Linked DNA regions of Homo sapiens: region 2 is linked to region 1. A link is an interaction called in ENCODE POLR2A ChIA-PET data of the cell type or tissue named here. Cell type or tissue: OCI-LY7. All regions are shown on one strand.

What was found. Peaks named below come from ENCODE experiments on the same cell type or tissue, not always from the same donor. Only the 100,000 strongest peaks of a DNase experiment are listed, where the experiment ranks them.
Region 2: POLR2A ChIA-PET joins it to region 1 with 5 read pairs; 3 of 35 experiments call an interaction of 5 or more read pairs at or near these places.

Annotation. Positions count from the first base shown.
Region 1 is chr20:5,661,512-5,664,011 of GRCh38, reverse strand. No RefSeq gene overlaps it. Among named protein-coding and RNA genes, the nearest start is that of GPCPD1, 52 kb to the right of the region's middle. In OCI-LY7, no CTCF peak of the experiment used is centred here; no DNase peak of the experiment used is centred here; H3K27ac peaks cover 1,661 bases.
Region 2 is chr20:5,118,839-5,121,338 of GRCh38, reverse strand. PCNA (proliferating cell nuclear antigen) reads left to right here and starts at 1,381. Exons shown (of 6, transcript NM_182649.2): 1 at 1,381-1,761; 2 at 2,473-2,500. The coding sequence starts at 1,541. It overlaps PCNA-AS1 (PCNA antisense RNA 1), which reads right to left and starts at 1,753. Exons shown (of 1, transcript NR_028370.1): 1 at 1,370-1,753. RefSeq lists enhancers at 848-1,297, 1,428-1,597, 1,046-1,926, 2,038-2,187, 1,927-2,500 and a silencer at 1,788-1,847. In OCI-LY7, no CTCF peak of the experiment used is centred here; DNase peaks (open chromatin) are centred at 1,268, 1,858 and 2,448; H3K4me3 peaks cover 2,065 bases; H3K27ac peaks cover 2,009 bases.

The DNA of each region.
Region 1 (2,500 bases):
GCCCTGGCCTCCCAAAGTACTGGGATTATAGGTGTGAGCCACCGTGCCCAGCCTAGGCTGCTTTCTTAAAAGCCTCACTTAGTAGATCTTAGAGACTTTGCAAAGAAACATACTTCAGTAGTCTGTCATGTTGGAAATTGAAAGTCAACTTAAGCATCATGTCCAAAATTGCAAAAACCATCATTTGCCAAGCAATTTGTTTTTGTTTTTGTTTTTTTGAGACAGAGCTTCAGTCTTGTTGCTCAGGCTGGAGCGCAGTGGCACAATCGCGGCTCACTACAACCTCCACCTCCCAGGTGCAAGTGATTCTCGTGCCTCAGCCTCTGGAGTAGCTGGGATTACAGGATGCCAAGCAATTTGTTTTGAACAGTTGCCTTGCCTATGAAAGGCAGCCAGTAGAAGGTAACATTGTATTGTGGCAATGTAAACACAGACTATCTTCTTATAAACACATGCCCTAAAGACCATGAGCCGCTCATTCAACCTTGGGAGTCAGCAATTGCATGTGGATGTAATGACTGGAAGTTTTCAGATAGGAAAAAAACACAAGGTGTGTCTTTTCAGGGTGAACTAGGGAGATTAATGGTTACATTAATATCCAACTATTAGACATATTTACTGCTGCAGGAGAACCATCTCCTTACACCATAGCTTGGCCTCATGATAGTGGAGAAAATCACCTGCATATATAAATATGAAATGTGACTGACTATAATGGGGCTATAATGTTGAAGATTTTTAATGATCAGTCAAGGTCAATGGATTACAAGCTTTTGAAGTGTCTAAAGTTTGTCCCAGCCGACGATTATCTGGATAGAGAGGGACTTAGAGGAGTGTCTTAGTCTGCTTTGGCTGTCATAGTAAAATATCACAGACTGGGTGGCTGAAGCAACAGAAATGTATTTTCTCACAGTTCTGGAGGCTGAAAACCTAAGATCAGGATAACAGCAAGGTCAGGGTGTGGTGAGGGCTCTCTTCCTGGCTGGCAGATGGCTGCCTTCTAGCTGTGTGCCCACATGGCCTTTCCTCAGTGCACGCATGTGGAGAGACAGCAATCTCTCTCTTTTCCTCTTTCTATAAGGCTACCAGTCCTACGCCTCCACCCTTTTGGCCTCACTTAACCTTAGCATGAAACAATAGCAACCTACAGTAAGAGAGGGTGGAATCTGCAGCTCAGAGCAAGGAGGGCTGGAATATTCAAAGGAGGCTTGATTATGTATTTATTTATTTACTTACTTTAGAGGCAGAATCTCATTCTGTCACCCAGACTGGAGTCCAGTGGCATGATCATAGCTCACTGTAGCCTCAAACTCCTGGGCTCAAGCCATTCTCCCACCTTAGCCTCCTGAGTGGCTGGGACCACACGCACACGTGACCATGCCAGGCTAATTTTTTTTTTTTTTTTTTTTAGACAGAGTCTCACTCTGTCCCCCAGGCTGGAGTGCAGTGGCGTGACTTCAGCTCACTGCAACCTCTGCCTCCTAGGTTCAAGCAATTCTCCTGCCTCAGCCTCCCGAGTATCTGGGATTACATGTGCCTGCCACCACGCCCAGCTAATTTTTGTATTTTTAGTAGAGACGGGGTTTCACCATGTTGGCCAGGCTGGTCTCGAACTCCTGACCTTGTGATCCACACTCAGCCTCCCAAAGTGCTGGGATTACAGGCATGAGCCACTGTACACGGCCATTTTTTTTTATTTGTATGGATTTAGGAGGCACAAGTGCAGATTTCTTATATGCACATACTGCGTTGTGGTAAACCTGAGCTTTTAGTGTACCCATCACCCAAATAGTGAACATTGTACCCACTAGATTTTTTTTTTTTTACATTACAGGTGTGAGCCTCCACGCCTGGCCAGTAATTTTTTTTTTTTTTTAAGAGACAGGGCTGGGCACGGTTGCTCACTCCTGTAATCCCAGCACTTTGGGAGGCCGAGGCAGGCAGATCCCGAGGTCAGGAGATCGAGACCATCCTGACTAACACAGTAAAACCCCATCTCTACTAAAAAAATTAGCCAGGCGTGGTGGCAGGCGCCTGTAGTCCCAGCTACTTGAGAGGCTGAGGCAGGAGAATGGCTTGAACCCAGGAGGCGGAGCTTGCAGTGAGCTGAGATCATGCCACTGCACTCCAGCCTGGGTGACAGAGCGAGACTCCATCTCAAAAAAAAAAAAAAAAAAAGAGAGACAGAGTCTCGCTCTGTCTCCCAGGCTGAAGTGCAGTGGTGCAATCATAGCTCACTGCAACCTGGAACTCCTGGGCTCAAGTAATTCTCCTGCCTTAGCCTCTCAAGTCGCTAGGAATACAGGCATGTGCCACCACACCCAGCTAATTTTTACTTTTATTTTTGTAGAGATGAGGTCTCATTGTGTTGCCCAGGCTGGTCTGAAAACTCCTGGGCTCAAGTAATCCTCCCACCCTGGCCTCTCAAAGTGCTGGAATTACAGGTGTGAGCCACTGCACTCAGCCTACAATAAGTAATTTTTCAAACCTCATTCCCCTC
Region 2 (2,500 bases), 540 kb after region 1:
ATTTGAAGCCATAATGATTGAGAATATGTCAGACTTGAAATGAATCTTCAGTTCCCTCAACAAGACAAATAAAACTAACTCCATACCTAGATACATGGTAGAAAAACTAAAGAATTCTGCTGACCAAGGTATTAAAAGTAACTAAAGAGAAGTGGTGTGAAGAAAGCAAGAGAGAAACAACAAATCCTGTCCATCCTGTAACAATTGAAAATTTCTGGCTGGGCGTGGTGGCTCACGCCTGTAATCCCAGCACTTTGAGAGGCCGAGGCAGGTGGATCACCTCAGGTCAGGTGTTCAAGACCAGCCTGGCCAACATGGTGAAACCCCGTCTCTACTAAAAAAAAATAATAATAATAATACAAAAATTAGCCGGGGGTGGTGGTAGGCACCTGTAATCCCAGATACTCGGGAGGCTGAGGCAGGAGACTCACTTGAACCTGGGAGGCGGAGGTTGCAATGAGCTGAGATCGCGCCACTGTACTCCAGCCTGGATGACAGAGCAGGACTCCATCTCAAAAAGAAAGGAAAAGAAAAGAAAAAATATTAAATGTGTACGCTCTTTGACTCAGCTGTATTACTTCAAGGAGTTGATATCACCAAAATTGCCTAAGTGCTCAAAGGTGTTTGTAGTTAAACAACAGGAGATTGATAAATTATGTTATATACATGTGATGCTATGTTTTAAAGAGGTACTGATATGATAAAAGATGTACGTGGCATAAAATTAAATGTACTTTATTAAGTACTTTTCCAAGTGTTTACGGAATGAGTGCATTTTTGAAAAAAAAAAAGTGTATTCGAACTTTTAAAAAAGCTTTAAAAGCTTTATACAATGAACGATTGAGTGATTATAAGAGCTGGCGGGGGAATGTTAAGAGGATGATAGGGAGCTAAGTTTAACAGAACAATTCACCTCTTTATCTTGTGACACCTACGAGCGCATCAATTCTGTAATTGAAAAATAAAGTGCATATTTGCAGCAGCTGTACTCTCTTCAGGCTGCAAGGAGGCTTTTCCTCCCGGTAGGCTTGATTTGCATTTCACTTTCACTTTCGTGGCTGGAAACTTTCTACCCACGTAGTGGGAGGCTGAGGAGCCACCATAAAGCTGGGGCTTGACGAGCCGGGACCGGGACCCGATCTCCACATATGCCCGGACTTGTTCTGCGGCCGGGTTCAGGAGTCAAAGAGGCGGGGAGACCTGCGCGACGCTGCCCCGCCCTGCGCCCGCTTCCTCCAATGTATGCTCTAGGGGGCGGGCCTCGCGGGGAGCATGGACACGATTGGCCCTAAAGTCTTCCCCGCAAGGCCGTGGGCTGGACAGCGTGGTGACGTCGCAACGCGGCGCAGGGTGAGAGCGCGCGCTTGCGGACGCGGCGGCATTAAACGGTTGCAGGCGTAGCAGAGTGGTCGTTGTCTTTCTAGGTCTCAGCCGGTCGTCGCGACGTTCGCCCGCTCGCTCTGAGGCTCCTGAAGCCGAAACCAGCTAGACTTTCCTCCTTCCCGCCTGCCTGTAGCGGCGTTGTTGCCACTCCGCCACCATGTTCGAGGCGCGCCTGGTCCAGGGCTCCATCCTCAAGAAGGTGTTGGAGGCACTCAAGGACCTCATCAACGAGGCCTGCTGGGATATTAGCTCCAGCGGTGTAAACCTGCAGAGCATGGACTCGTCCCACGTCTCTTTGGTGCAGCTCACCCTGCGGTCTGAGGGCTTCGACACCTACCGCTGCGACCGCAACCTGGCCATGGGCGTGAACCTCACCAGGTGAGCCTCGCGGCCCCGGGAAGCCGGCCCCGGCCCGCCTGCACCTCCGGTGCTTGGCGGGAGCGCTTTCGAGCCTAGCCCTCATTGGCTGGCGTGGGCCATCCGCGCCTTCTCATTGGCCTGCCACGCAGTGGGGTGGGGCCCAGCTGAGCGCGCGGTTCGGAAAAGCCCGCGCTGGCTGCTGCGCGAACCTGCTTTTTCGCGCCAAAGTCACAAAGCGGGTGGTGGCGGGAAAATCAAGGGTTTTTCCGCAGTGCCAGGAACACTGTTCCAGGGCTCTTTGCTCACTAAATCCTGTTGGCCTTGAATGGACGCTTTAGCTGTGGCTTTCTTGTTTCTGAGACGGTCTCGGTGTGTTGCCCGGGCTGGTCTCCAACTTCTGGGCTCAAGCGATCCTCCCGGCTCAGTCGCGGTTGACTTTAAATGCTTTATAATGCCCTTGCGAGAAATGTGGCAGCCTGTCATCCTACTTAGTGGCAGGAGATTGTTTCTATCCAGAAGGGACACTGCTGGTGGTATTTTAGTATAAATACTGCCAGATGCGTCCCAAAACGTCTGCATTAATAATGGCATCCTCCAGCAGTCCGCTTACCCTCCACCAGTTCTGAGACGGCCTGATGGGTGAGAGTGGTAACCCCTTCTAACCGCGTTCGAAATACAGCCCTTCAGCAGACGGCGTTGATTTTAAAGCATGTGTCTCCTGTCTTCTAGTATGTCCAAAATACTAAAATGCGCCGGC